Linked DNA regions of Homo sapiens: region 2 is linked to region 1. The links are chromatin contacts, found by Hi-C or POLR2A ChIA-PET in ENCODE. All regions are on one chromosome and are shown on one strand. The core of a region is the stretch at or near the end of the contact, and the rest is flanking DNA. Distances in the headings are between cores, read along the strand shown.

Region 1 (7,468 bases), core at 2,021-4,520:
CAGTTTTTCCAGGTGCTTAAGCCCTCCCCCACTGTGCCACCCTTGTGACCTTCAGGCTTGGGTCATCAAGATGCACAGCATGGAACACAAGCTCCTCTGGATCCTGCAGCTGGTGACATGGAACTGTTTTCTGGTCCACATGAACACAGGCTCCATCCAGGCCCAGCTCCTACCCACCGCCTCTCTGTGGGCCAGCTGTTCACAGAAGGCCTTCCATCTGATGCTCCCCATCGCCTGCTTGCTCTCCAGCCGAGTCTGGCCAATTTGCCATGGGGAGGCTGCAGTGTCCAAGCCTGCTGGAAACTGGGATGTAGCTGGGGACGAAAGGACAGACCCAAGCGTTCTCCCTGCCTGAGATGGTGTGGCCACAGCAGTGGAAGGCTGCACACAGGCACATTCCTTCTTCCACAGTGGGGCACCAAGGATTCTGTCCTCATTGCTGGGTAAGCAGGGAGAAGAGAAGTTTTCCCCATGTCTAATTTTGGGATTTCAGTGAGGCCTTTTGATCTGTCCAGGAGAACAGAAGGGAAAAAAAGATACTTGAAAGAAACTGAAGGAAATTTAAACAAAGAAACACTTGAAAGAAACTGGAAAGAAAAATAATTTTTTTATGTGAACAAATTTTGCAAGAAGAAAAAAGCATAAAAGACACTAACGGCAAATCTATGTTTAAATGGAAAATCGTCTAACTGGAGAAGGGCGGTATCCACCCCACATTCGGATCCCAGGGTCCTGAGGCCTCGCATTGAGCTGGGGGTTCCCTCTGAGCCCCAGTGTGTGTGGAATCAGTGCACTCTTGACTGGGCCTGTAGTAAGGTGCTCATGGGGTTTGTCTTCTCACCCACCATCAGAGGACTTTTAAAATCATAGGCGTAGAGAGTTAGGCTATCTGCTGAATTACTGCCACTCTTCTTGGTGGGGGCTCCTAGCTGTGGCTGGGGGCTCCAGGCGCCCCTGTGATTACCTCCTACTGCCACCATGGCGCTCATTCAGATTCCCCACTCTCACTAACATTGCTTCCTTTTTTGACCAGCAGGAAACAGCAGGTCTGGCCAGATTCTCACTTGCCCATCAATCTCGTTCTTGGATGATTTCCCTCATTGTGATGCTTCTGGGGCACGTTGACCATATGCACCTCTAGAACCTAACCAGGGCTTCCTTCTACCAGCTGTGGGCGGGCTTGGTCTGGTAACCTTGTCTGCTCTGCCATTCCACTGCTCCTCCATCCACTCGCCAATCCCAAGAGTCTGGCCTCCCTCCAGCCCTGGGCAGACTGACCAGCAAGGTGGACCTTTACATTCAAGCACAGCTGGCTTTTATGACATAAAGAACTAAAGGCCGAAAGAATCTCTTGCTGCTGCAAAGAACAGATTTTATATTTCTTCCTCTAATCTTGGCAAATGACCTTTACCTTTTGGAAAGATTTCATATTGCTTCCTCCTCCCTGGATAGGACCTAATGTAGCACAGCGGGACTCAAAGAGGAGGACATTTTCTCTTGCCAGTGCACTGGGCAGTGGGGCTGTCCTTCAACTGCTGCTGCCAAAATTGGTTTTCTAAAATTCTTCCAGTAGAGACTAAAAGAAGATTCAATTCCTGTAACCCAAGACTGAGTCTTAGGGCTCCAGTCTCCACCTGCTTGGTTTCCTATCCTTTGCTGCCTGCCTGGGGTGGCCTGGAAGCCTGTTCAGAAAGGCACAATGTGGAGCCTGGGGTGTCTCCCCCACCCCAGGACCGTCAGGTTTACCAGTGTGTGCAATCGCCATGTATTCAGAGGGAAGTACCTTTGTTACCTACAACTTAGGAGCTAGGCCTCTGCTACAAGCACTTGAAAATGATATTTTTATTTTTAACGTCTCAACAATCTGATATCGGATGTCGTTTAACCTGGGCTCGTGGTAGGGCTCCAGCATTTCTCCCTCCTTCCTGGTTTGCCTGTAGGGGTAGACTCGGAAGGTGGGTGGGGTGTGCATTTCCTGTTAGGAGTGTATCAGTGCTTGTCTTATTATAAGCCCCTTTCTTTTGTGAATTTGAAGTAGCACCAACAAGCCTGGATTGTGAAGGTATTAAGAATCGGTCTGTGGGCTACTGAGTGGGTCCTTAGGATACTGGCCCAGATTTTGCCACTGGGTATGGCAGATCATTTTCTACCATGGCCTGCTGCTCTTGTAGTGGACTTCCTGAGTCCAATCCCACCTCCTGGTGTAGAATTTACACTGCTGCACCTGAGGTCGATGTTTCAAAGTAAGATCAAGCCAGTGTTTTGATCTGGGCTCTGAGCACAAGTCAGGAAACACCAACATATTCACACTCTCCCAGTAGGTTCCTCAGTCCGATGGTGAATGGCTATTCGTAAATGGCTGGTCTGGCTCTTTGGTGTTGGAGCCTTTCCAATAGCCCCATGAAAAGAAGCATCACCCAAGGATATTGTAAAAAGGATGTAACAAGGAGATAGGGTAGACATTGTACTCAGTGGGCCTTGGGGCCTAGCCCAGCTCTGAGCAGAGGACTGTGGCATTCACTGTCCTTGAGTGTTTCACCTTCTTGGATAACACACGGGCCTTCTCTTCTGGATTTCATCAGAGATTACAGCCAGATGGGGGCTGAAGACCATCCTCTTGACCACAGAGGTGTGACTGTGGGAATTCCTCCCAATTTATGGTTTCCCAGAAAATCTTAGTTCCTTTTATTTATAGAATGCATGTCTTTTGTGTTAAGAAACCAAAGAGAAATAAAGAGAACACTCCTAATAGCTCTTGTCCTTTCTTGGTTTATTTCTCAGATATTAGAAGTACATGTTTGTTTTTTAATTGTGATTCACTGAAAAAAATATATTGGACAAAATGGGAATATTTCTGTGAATATAAGGGAAAAGCCAGATGTACAGCAAAAGTAGTCTTTGGAGAGATTTATTTTATGAGAGTCACTTCTGGTGAAAAATATGCAAAGACTTCATTTGCACTTTGGGACTGCATATTGGTGCCTGTCCTGATCGCCCCTACTCTCGGATTTCCCCTTTTCTCCATTCACTGCCCTAAAACTCCAGAGTTTCCCAGTGGAATGTGGCTGCCTGTTGACTGCCTGGAATCAGCATCTCCAGCTCCTTTTTTATGCTCTAGGCGAGAGGTGCTTTAACTTTGGTGCACATAAAAGTCACTGGAAAATGTTTAAACCACAGATCCGTTCCTAAGTCCCTCTCTAGAGACAGGTTCCCTAGGGCTGGGGTGCAGCTCAGCATTCTGGCGTGAGCAAGTTTCCTTGGTGATTTGCATGCTCTTCAGTGTGAGAACTATACTCCCATCTTCAGTTTCACTTCCCCAAATACAGCCGCATTCCAGATCTGCTCTTCCAAGATTACACTGTGGTTAGTGTGGTTTTGCCTGTTGGGAAACTCTTCAGTCACACTTTTCCAAAAGTCAGCTTGTGATCAATCTTGTCCATTGGACTCCTGGATGGCAACTTAATTTTTTTAAGTTTTTGGAAGGCATATCACTCCCACACACACCCCACCAGGACATGTCTTACATATAAACACTCTTATCAGTTGAATCTCACATGGTCCTCAGTAATCCCCACGGAGCAGGTAACATTTTAGCATAAGGAAACTGCCTCAGAATGGCCAAGTAATTGACCTGACTCCAGCTAACCAGTGGCATTGTGAGAAATTGAGACCAGATCTCCACACTCACAGTCCAGTCTGCCTAAGGACAGCAGTGTCTTCCACCTGTGAAGGGAGCAGCATTCCTCCCAACAGTCATAGACCTTGGAAAAGCAGACTGGGCAGCAAGGGGAAGAGTGAAGAAGCAGGTGCCTTCATGCTGAAAGAGATAGCCAGACTATCTGGGAACTCTGCCCTCTGGGAGAAAGGCCTGTTGCTTGTAAAGTAGTAGCAGCCCTTTCCATGTAATCTATGCCCCCTTGACCAGAGCCAAAGAGCCCCATAGGTGAAGAGTGGACTGCTAAGTCAAACTGGATTCATCTGCTTGACTTTCCATTTCTTTTTTCTTTCTTTCTTTGTTTTTGTTATTTGGACTCCTTTCCCCCTCATGACCAACAGCAGAGCCCACTCCATTTCACCCCAAAGTCCAGCACTGCTGCTTTTTATTGCTACTCACAATAACCTAACAGTACACAACATTGCTTACTGCAGCCTTGAACTCCTGGGCTCAAGCGATCCTCCCACCTCAGCCTCCTGAGTTGCTGAGACAGCAGGTATGCACCATCATGCCTGGCTATTTTTTTTATTTTTTGTAGAGAATCGGTCTCACTATGTTGCCTAGGCTGGTCTTGAATGCCTAGCTTCAAGCAATCCTCCCGCCTTGGCCTCCCTAAGTGTTGAGATTACAGGTGTGAGCCACCACGCCCAGCTTAGTTCTGCAGTTCATAAAACCTAAACTTCATAGCATGACATAGAATGTCACTGAGATACTGACACTTCCTCTCAGCTGCCCAGCAGCGGTCTTCAGGATCTCAGTTTAGATGTTACCTTCATGAAAACATCTCTGGTCAGCGTGGCACTCCTCCTCCATCTGCTGTGCTGGCCCTTGGCCATATTCTACCATGCAGTGACCTGTTTACCTGTTTTACCTGCTACGTGGTGAGCTCTGTGAGACTCTCCATTACTGTAGACACAACAATGGACATGAAGAAGAGGCTGAACAATAGCTTCTTGAAGAATTTAGGGACAATCAGGTATATCCACATTCAAATGTCACCTAATCATGCTTCCCTTGTCTTCCTCCTTTTTACGTCACTGATTTTTTAATAGTTTCATTGAGTCATAGTTTACATACCTTAAAGTTCATTCATTTTAAGTGTCCAACTCAATGACTTTTAGTAAATGTACAGAGCTGTGCAACCATTATCACCATCTTGTTTTAAAATATTTTCATCACTCAGTTAATCCCTTTTGCAGTTCCCCTTTTCACCTGCATCATCAGGCAACCACTATTTTATTTTGTCTCTATAGATTTTCCTATTCTGGACATTTCACATAAGTGGAATCATATAATATGTGGCCTTCTGTGTCTGGCTTCCTACTTTAGAATAATTTAGTTCATTCATATTGTAGAATGTACCAATAGTTCCTTTTATTGTTTTTAAGTTGTATTCCACTTATACCATATTTTGTTCATTCACCGATTGATAAATGTTTAGATTGTTTCCAATTTGGGGCTATTATGAATAATACGGCTATGAACATTCATTTATAAGTCTTTGTTAGACATATATTTTCATTCCTCTTGGGTAGATCCTAGGAGTGAAACTGCTGGGATCATATAGTAGGTTTAGGTTTAACTTTTTAAGAAATTGCCAAGCTTTTCCAAAGTGGCTGTCCCTCTTTACATTTCCACCAGCAATGTATAATGAATGGTTCAGGTTCCTCCACATTCTTGTCGGCACTTGGACTTTTCTGTTTTGTTGTAGCCATTCTAGTGGATGCAAAGTGGCATCTCATTATGGTTCATTTGCATTTCTCTGACAACTAATGATTTTGAGCATCTTCATGCGATTGTTAACCATTTGTATATCTTTAGTGAAATATCTATTCAATTATTGCCCATTTTTAAATTGGTTCACATGTCTTATTAATGAATTGTAAGAAAGTTTTACATATTCTGGATACAAATCCTTTATTTATCAAATATATTATTTGCAAATGTTTTATCCCAGTCTTAGCTTGTCTTTATTTTCATTTTCTTTCTTTCTCTCTCTCTCTTTTTTTTTTTTTTTTTTTTTTTTTTTTTTTTTGAGACAGTCTTACTCTGTCGCCAGGCTGGAGTGCAGTGGTGTGGTCTTGGCTCACTGCAACCTCCACCTCCCAGGTTCAAGCAATTCTCCTGCCTCAGCCTCCTGAGTAGTGGGACTACACGTGCCCGCCACCACGCCTGGCTAATTTTTGTATTTTTAGTAAAGACGGGGTTTCACCATGTTGGACAGGATGGTCTTGATCTCCTGACCTCGTGATCTGCCCTCCTCGGCCTCCCGAAGTGCTGGGATTACAGGCGTGAGCCACCACGCCCAGCCCTTTCTCTTTTTTTTTTTTTTACTCACCACTATACTAACAAGGGCTCTTTTCATTTTCTTAGTGGTGGTGGTTGAATTGTAAAAGTTTTTTACTTTGATGAAGTTTAGTTTATCAGTTGTTTCTTTTATGGATCATGCCTTTGGTGTCGTATCTTAAGAACTTTTTGAAGTCTTCTTGTTTTATTCTTACATGTAGGTATGTGATCCACTTTGTGTTCATTTTTGGGCATGGTGTAAGGGAAGAGTCTAAATTCATCTTTTCATGGACCGATTTCCATTTGTCCAAGCACCATTTGTTGTAGAGTATCTTTTCCCCATTGAATTGCTTTGATACCTTTGTCTAAATCAATTGGGCATAAATATAAGGGTTTATTTCTAAACTCTTAGTTCTGTTCCATTGATCTGTGCCTGTCCATGATTGTGTGTTATTGATGACTCTGGCTTTAAAGTATTTGTAAGTCATTAAATCAGGTAATGTAACACCTCCAACTTTGTTATTTTTCAAAATTCTTTTGACTTTTCTAGATACTTTGCATTCCCATGTCACTTTTATGATCAGATTGTCAGTTACTACAGAAAAGCCTTCTGAGGTTTTAAATATATATTGTGTTTAATTTACAGATCAAGTTGAGAATTGCCATCTTGACAATATGAAGTCTTCCAGTCTGTGAACATGGAGTTTGTGTCCATTTATTTAGATATTCCTTGATTTCTCTTAGCAATATTTTGTTATTTTCAGTATATACATCTTACACTCCTTTTGTTAAAATGTTCATATTACTTTGCTATTACGAATGGAATTGCTTGCTGAATTTTGTTTTCAGACTTTTTGGTGCTAGTATATAGAAATACCATTGATTTTTGTTTATTGATCTTATATCCTGTGACCTGTCTAAATTCAATCTGTTAGTTTTATCATTTTTTAAAAAAATGTCCGTGTGTGTCTTCCTTGAGATTTTCTACATTATCATGTCATCTGCAAATAAAGACATTTACTTCTTTCTTTCCAATCTGTATGCCTTTAATTTTTTCCTGTCTTATTGTACTGGCTAGAAATCTAGTACAGTGTTGAATGAAAGTGGCAAAAGTGGACATCCTTGCCTTGTTCTCAATCTTAGGGAGGAAAACCTTCAGTCCATCACTGTTCAAGTTGATGTTAACCTGTGGGTGTTTCATCTATACCTTTTCCAAATTGAGGAAGTTTCATTCTGTTATTAGTTTCTTGAGAGTTTGTATCATGAATTGGTGTGAGATTTCATCAGATGCTTTTTCTGCATCTATGAGGTGACATGTGGTTTTTGTTCTTTAGCCTGTTAATGTTATAACATTAATTTATTTTTAAGATGTCGATCCAACGTTGCATTCCTGGGATAAATCCCACTTGGTTATGGTGTATAATTATTTTTTATGTTGTCAGATGTGGTTTGCTAATATTAAGTATT
Region 2 (7,468 bases), core at 1-2,500, 420 kb before region 1:
CAGAGGCCCTGTCTACTCTGTTGGAGTACGGTTCTCTTCCAGAGCTGGGCCAAGGACGCCTAGGGAGCATTCACAGGGTGTCTCTCCTGGATCATCCCATTTGACAGATAAGGGGACTGGAGGTCAGAGAGACTGTACCCTTTTCATAGGATCACACAGCAGTGGCTGCACATCTTAGCTCAAGGCAATGTATAACTCCCAGCCAGGGCTAAAGCTCCTAGGCTGAGTGATTCCCAAAAGAGAAGGCCAGTGGTCACCCACAAATTCCCCAAGTCTGGCCCCTCTTCAGAGCCTTCCTGCCCTGGGGCTCATGCCATGGAATACGCCTCAACTACTTAGAGAAAAGCATCTGGGTGTGCTGGGCCAGGGGCATGTGGCAGTGAGGAGTGACATGTGGACAGAGAAGCAGGTGCTGGAGGGCTCCAGAGGGGCGTGGCTGCCTACAGCTGTGGGAATGTGGAGGGGAGACACTCCAGGAGGAGGTGGCGCCTGGGCCTGCAATGACGCGGACAGGGTCAAGGCACAAAGCACACGAGAGGCTGACTCAGCTCCAAGACTGTTGAGAGTGGCCAGTGAGGGCTGTGAAAATAGGCATGACCATGTGCAAGGCTGGGAAGGCCACAGTCCACCAGGACAGCAGTGAGAACTGAACAGCCCCAAAGGCCTCCATGAAGAGAGAGGAGCCACAAGGGGCCAGAATCTCCCGGCAGGAGCTGCGGCTAGCTACTATGTTTTTATGTTCTTCCTGCCTCAGTCTTTTCAGGCAGGGGTGGCTGAACCAAGAACTCACTGGGGTCCTCTCTGGCTCAGGGGCTCATCAAATCCTAGCCCCACACACACAGAAGCAGGCTCCCAGGAAAATGTGTCCCTGGTAACTCCACAGGGCGGCAGGGCGAGAGGTCCTGGGGGCTGCAGGGTCTAAGAAAGGCAAGGCAGAGGCAGTGGGACAGACCCCTAGCCCCAGGGGATGCAGGAGTGGCCCCTCAGATGCTGGCCAGGTGAGACTAGGCCGCAGGTCCTCCTCCTTCCCCAGTACCTCTTTCGGTTCTTGACCAGTGGTCCCTCAGAAAAGTCCTGGGCCTCTAAGGCAGGAAACAATTTCCCAACAGGCCTCCCACAGTCTGCCATCTCCCAAGCCCTCTGTCTGGACCAGGTAAAAGTGCTGCTGACTTCCTCAGGCCCTGCAAAAGCAAGCTTTCCCAGAGGCAGGGGTGTCTGTGGCTACACAGCTAGCAAGCGGCAGTGCTTTGGACTCAGGGGCTTTCAGATGCTATTCACTCTCCTATTTAAGGGCTCCACCTGCTTCCTGCCCCCAGCTTACTTACCATCTCCTTCCTTCCTGCCAGGGCCCCTGAGCCTGGAGCCTTGGGGCTGGGCTGAACCACTGCGGGCGATGGGGCAGTACCAGCATAGCCTGTGTGGAGGAAGCCCACCTGCACTCCCAGAAGGCCCAGAGATACCCCACCCCGTCCCCCATCCTTGAACACCTGCCTCGGGCCTGGAGGTACATGTCAGGTCACAGAGGTACAGGGAGACAAAGTGGGGCATGACTGGGTGCAAAGGCTTTCGTTCACAACAGGGTGGGGAGAAATGAGGAAGAGAAACTGGGTGTGGGAAGAAAACTGCAGGGATTAGTAAGAAAAAAAACTGTCGCTTTCAGAAACGGTCTCCAGGGTTCTGTGAGAAATCAGAAGGAGAGAGGAGAGGCCACAGGGAACTGTACCCAGAACTCACAGCAGCAACACGCACCCATGCCTCCAGACCCACCCACTGCCCGAGGCTTCAGAAGGCCAACTGGAGGAGTGAACCAGAAGCAAGAGGCGGGAGCAGAGCCTTGCGCCCACTGTGCCCTGCCACCCCCAGAGCGGAGCACTGGCCAAGCAGCCAAGAACATCTAGATCCCGACCACCATGGGAAGGTCTCATTCTGGGCCTCAGTTTCCACATTTAGAAACATTACGGCTGTGCTGGGTGCATCCAGCTCTATCAAGCTGGGTCCACGCCCTCCCCAGACTCACTCTTGGAGGGTTAATCTGATGTGCAGCCACTGTTGTGTGATCGCGTGAAAATGGTGCAGTCTCTGACCTCCAGTCCCCTTAGCGTGGAGAGCTAAGAGACTTCCCCTCCCTAATGCCCACTTAACTGCCCACCCCCGGAATTCCACCACTACCAAAGGACAGGAGTCTCTGGGAGAGGTCAAGGAGCATGGGGGGGTTCAGCTTGGGGACCTGGCCTTTCCAACACAGGCCCAAGATTTAACCTCCCTTATAAAAGCAGGTGGATCACTTTAGGTCAGGAGTTTGAGCCCAGCCTGGCCAACAGGGCGAAACCCGGTCTCTACTAAAAATACAAAAATTAGGTGGGTATGGTGCCACATGCCTGTAATCTCAGCTATTCAGGAGGCTGAAGCAGGAGAATCGCTTGAACTGAGGAGGCAGAGGTTGCAGTGAGCTGAGATCGCACCACTGCACTCCAGCCTAGGCTGCAGACTGTCTCAAAAAAAAAAAATGTATATATATGTATTTTAAATGGCTTTAGAGAAGTACCAAGACAGCAAGGATTTCAGGGGCTGCAATCATGGAGATAAGGGAAGTACAACAAAGTGAGCCTGACATCACGTCCCTCTTTCCCCTTAAAGCATGTCTATTTACATGCAGCAGCTGAAAAGCTGAGAGACTGAGCAGAGCTTCCCATTAGGTTGATGCAAAAATAACTGTGGTTTTTGCCATTGAACATAGTGGCAGAAACCACAATTACTTTTGCACCAACCTCATATAATCTCATGGGCCTGGAGAGAAAAAAAAAAGTGTGTTTAAGCAGAAACTAAAACAGACTACTGACTTCTCAACTGCAACTATGGAAACCATAAGACCATGAAATGGTATCTCAGAAGTGTGGACAAAATAAATGTCACACAAAATTCTAAATCTAGTTAAGAAGCCTTCAAGAGAAAGACTTTTTCAGACAAAGAAAGGTTAGGAGAATCAGTTATCAGTGAATCCGTTATTCAAGAAATACTAAAAGGAATACTTTAGGCTAGAGGAAAATGATCTCAGACGGAAACATGGAATTGCAGGGAAAAAATAAAATGCCTCAGAAAGGGTAAATACAATGGCTTGTGTCTGTAATCCCAGCTACTTCGGAGGCTAAGGCAAGAGGATTGCTTGAGCCAGGCGTTCAAGGCTGCAGAGAGCTATGATCACACTCTGCACTCCAGCCTAGGTGACAAAGCAAGACCCTGTCTCAAAAAAAAAGCAGGGGGAAAAGAGAATTTAAATGAATATTGACTGTATAAAAGAGTAATAACAACTTATAGTATTTAAAATATAGCAACAATAGTGTAAAAGGCAGAGTGGCAAATAGCCTTAAAGTGTTCTAAGGTCCTAAGCACTGTAGAGGAAATGGTAAAAATACTACTATTTTCTATTAGACTTTGATAAGTTAAGGATGTATGTTGTTATGCCTGTGGAAATCACTAAAAGAAAGGGAAAACAGCATACAATTAACAAGTTAACAGAGGAAGAAAGTGGAATAATTAAAAACAAAAAAATCCAAAAGGAGACAAGAATGGAGATAAAAAAGGAAAGTCAAGAAACAAATAGTAGGACAACAGGTTCACACACAAAGCAGGTCCAGGCTGCTATCCTAGGAGCTCCCATAGCCTTACAGTGTCCGGGGCCACCACAGCTCTTGGAGACTGGGCAGGGTGTGACGAGATGGTGCCAGCCAGAGCAGTAGGGCAGGCCAACACCTAACACCTTGTCAGCTGGCCAGGAAATACTGAAGCAGCCTGCACTCACCAGCAGTCACTGGCATCTGGAAGCCACCTTTCTGAGGACAACTGGAGCCAAACAATGGTTCTGCCACCCCCATTTTAGAATGAGGAAGTTGCTAAGGGGAGAAGGTACTAGCTCTAGCTAAAAGAAAAGAAATAAAAACAACAAAAATGTTGACAGTGGTTATCTCTAGGACTGACTTTTTTTCAAGAGATGGGGGTCTTGGCTGGGCATGGTGGCTCACACCTGTAATTCCAACACTTTGGGAGGCCGAGGCGGGTGGATCACCTGAGGTCAGGAGTTCAAGAACAGTCTGGCCAACCAACATGGTGAAACCCCATCTCTACTAAAAAAACAAAAATTAGCCAGATGTGGTGGCGGGTGCCTGTAATCCCAGCTACTCAGGAGGCTGAGGCAGGAGAATCACTTGAACCTGGGAGGCAGAGGTTGCAGTGAGCCGAGATGGTGCCACTGCACTCCAGCCTGGGCGAGAACAGCAAGACCCCATCTCAAAAAAAAAAAAAAAAAAAAAAAAAAGAGATGGGGGTCTCCCTATGTTGCTCAGGCTGGACTTGATCTCCTGGGCTTAAGCAATCCTCCTGTCTCAGCCTCCTGAATAGCTGGGACTACAGGCATGAGCCACCATGTCCAGCTCTGAGTGATTTTTACTTGCTTCTCTGATTTTCTGTAGTTTCCGGAATTTCTAATCAGTATTCTTCCTACACAGAAACAACCAACGAAGTACTCAAAAACATAAAGAGGAAACAGGCAGAGGGGCCATAAGGCAGCAGAAGACTGTGGCAGGGTTCTGAGTCAGGCAGCACCAGCACCTCAGCTCTGCTGGTGGCCAGTCTCTGTGGCTTAGGGCCAGGCTGTCCCCTAGCCAAAGGGAAGCAGAGACCAAGCCATGCTTTTTTGGGGCTTTCTGCCCCCAGAGTCTATGGGAAGGAGGGCAGCCCAGAAAGCCCAATGGCTTCTAAGACACTATCCTTTGCACCAAATGCCCTAGGCCACCCAAAGTCCACCCTATACCGGCAGCCAGTGTCTGGGTGGAGCTTTGCTGTCTCTCCACAGGAGCAGACACATCAGCCACCTCAGTGCCTCCACTGGCCCTCCCTCTGACTCAGGGACCCCAGTGTCCCCAAAACAAGTCTAAGCTTCTTCACGTGGTCCTGGCCCCACAGCCTGCTCACCCCCTCAGCTACACACTTCCCCGTCCATCACGCTTAAAGAGCCAGCTCCAGGAGGTGGCCCTGTGGGCCCCTCCCAGTGTCCCTACTCACCCTGAGGCACAGTAACCGCCCTTCTCCTGGGCCCCCTTTGCCCCACTTGCCTCTCTACCCTCTCCACAGCAGGCCCCACTCCATGCACGTGGCCCTGTGTCGGCTGCATGTCTGTCTTTCACAGCCTGCCCTAAATGCACCAGGCAGCTCCAGGAGGGGCTCAGCATACATTGCCTCAAGCTGGATAAAGGAATTCAGAAGGCACTCAAGAAAGAGCTTTATGGGTAGCCTGGGGCTCTCTGAGCCTTTCAATGACTTGAGAAGACATTTGGAAGCAAAGAAGTTGTGCCCAGCAGAGAGGGCAGGAATGTGGCTGGGCCGGGGCAGCCAACCCCTAAGCAACTTCTTTGTGGCAAAGCAACAGGGAATGCCAAGTTTGCATTCCATAGAGTTTCCTTCTAAAATGGGTAGCTGACCTTTTCTATTTACTTTACTCTGCTTCAGGCCAGCTGCAGGAGCCCGGGACATGGGCTGGCCAGGGAGGTTCAGGGGAAATCACCCCTAGGGTGCTTTTTCACATGTGCCAATGAGAGGAAGCAGGTGGAGAAAGTTGATGTTCTCTGTCAAGTATAGAACCAGAGTAGAGTTCTAGAATGGCGAAATGAAAGGAAGCTTTGAGATTATGAATCTGATCCAACCCCATCACTGGCAAACTGGCCTCAAAGCCTACACTGCTCATGGGGGTTTCATGGCCCCTGGTCCACTTCACTCACTCATGCTACCAGGCTTATCCTTTGGGGCGCTAGCCTCCCTTCTCATCCCTTATATCTTGAGGCTACTCCACATTCACCTGCTGCCCTGGGCCCCTGGAGGGAGGCAGAGAGGATAAGGACAGGACAGTCCCACATGGCCTGTTCCCTGAGAACAAGGTCCTCCACCTGGCCACCCTGGTCCCTCCTGGCCATACAGGCCCCATCAAGGGCCAGAGAGAGAACTGCTGTGAGGCACTCCTCCTAGTAACAGACCACAGGGAAGGCCACGCCCAGGATGCGCCTGCAGGCCTTGCAGAGGCCACCACTGACCAGAGAGACTGGCAACTTTGATCAAAGAACACTTTCATTTTTAATATTCAGAGTACAGAGACACTGGAGCTCTGCCAGGAAAACACACTCATGACACTCAGACATGCCCCTAATAATCCTCTGTTTGCTTTAGGCTCTGCACATAGAGACCTACCCCTTGTCCCCAATATAAATAACAAGGCTTCAGTTGCTGCTGCCAGAGGCCAGACTCGACAGAAGCATGAAAATGAGGGGAGAGGCAACTACCCCAAATGAGGTACACAACTGCTCTAGAGGCTGATCTGGTCTTTCTTTCAAGGGCCATTAAAATGTTCAAACTCCCTGACCCGGTAACCCTGCTCTGGGGAAATTATTCCATAGAAATAGTAACAAGACAGGAGCAAGCAAAACAAAGCATTCTATATACGCACGATCCTGGCAGCATAATTCATAATAGCTACAACACCTCTGGGATCTCTTCTGGCAGAGTGCCCTAGAGTGGCCTAAAGTACCACCAGGCTATGAGGGCAAAGGACAATTTAGTACAGGGATGTTTTTGTTTGGTGGTTGATATTTTTCTTTAGAACACTCAATGGCTGGCTTTGCAGCAAATGAGACTTTTAAAGAGCCCAGTGGCTTCCCCACTCGTGGGCAGAGGAGACTGTCCTCCAGCTGTCACCCAGCAAGGCAACTGTGGCCCCAGCCTGAAGAACGGGTACAGTGTAAGGCAATAAAACCTCCCTTCCCTTCTCTTATCCAGCCCACCCCAAGCCTCCTGTCCTTCTGGCCACACAAAGAGGACAAGGTCTATTGGAGCACATGACACAAGAAGTGACCATGGGCAGGACAGGGCCACATCACAGCCTCAGGGGGTGGACAGGCCTCCAAGCAAGTCCTGGCAAATGCGTCCTCAGCGGGTTTCAGAAAAAGGAGTGGGAGCGCCTTTGTGCCCCCACCTGAAACCACAGGCCAGAAAGCATGAGATAATGCACCCTCCCCAGTAGGGGCAGCCTCCACACATGGCCTCTCAGAGGCCACCTCTCGAGACCACCCTTCCACAGAGGAAGAGGGTGTCACTGACATTTTCTCAATGTGGAAAACAGTCCAGAAAGACTATCCAAGGTGCCAGAGTTGAAGGAAGAGCCGGAGGCAGAATCCACACCCTGCTCTCTGGCCTAGGGGTGGACCCCACACCAGCTTCCTGCATCTGGCTCCTCAGGGACCAGCAACTGCAGTAGAGAAGCTACCTGACACAGTGACTGGGGCCTGGCCAGGGCTGCAGGTGGCTGTGCCAGGGCTCTGAGTGCTCAAGTGTTCCTCAAAGGAAAAACTCCTGCAGCCTACCCCACAGTGGAGTTCAGCCTACAGCATTATCCTGGAAACTCCCTCCCTCAACGGGAGCCCAGCCT

The links. A loop is a pair of places that touch in the nucleus more often than their neighbours do. ChIA-PET counts read pairs that join two places held with the same protein, here RNA polymerase II (POLR2A). Pooled maps may share reads with other maps.
Region 2: a loop to region 1 is called in a map with no recorded cell type, with 10 times the contacts of the local background. The contact joins two enhancer-like sites. A Hi-C loop is called at or near these places in 1 of 168 maps with a recorded cell type or tissue (heart left ventricle), 7 of 37 single-sample maps with no recorded cell type and 4 of 50 pooled maps. POLR2A ChIA-PET finds 5 or more read pairs at or near these places in 2 of 52 experiments (A673 and BJ).

The regions. Positions count from the first base shown.
Region 1 is chr3:47,344,066-47,351,533 of GRCh38, forward strand. It overlaps KLHL18 (kelch like family member 18), which reads left to right. Exons shown (of 10, transcript NM_025010.5): 10 at 1-2,751. Among named protein-coding and RNA genes, the nearest start is that of PTPN23, 33 kb to the right of the region's middle. Within about 2 kb of position 3,271, at least 4 of the 41 ENCODE cell types and tissues checked have a DNase peak (open chromatin) inside an H3K27ac peak, as active enhancers do.
Region 2 is chr3:46,925,746-46,933,213 of GRCh38, forward strand. All of the region lies in intron 2 of CCDC12 (coiled-coil domain containing 12), which reads right to left. Among named protein-coding and RNA genes, the nearest start is that of CCDC12, 47 kb to the right of the region's middle. RefSeq lists enhancers at 1,481-1,860, 4,860-5,375, 4,882-4,931, 5,376-5,891, 6,082-6,191. Within about 2 kb of position 1,251, at least 22 of the 41 ENCODE cell types and tissues checked have a DNase peak (open chromatin) inside an H3K27ac peak, as active enhancers do.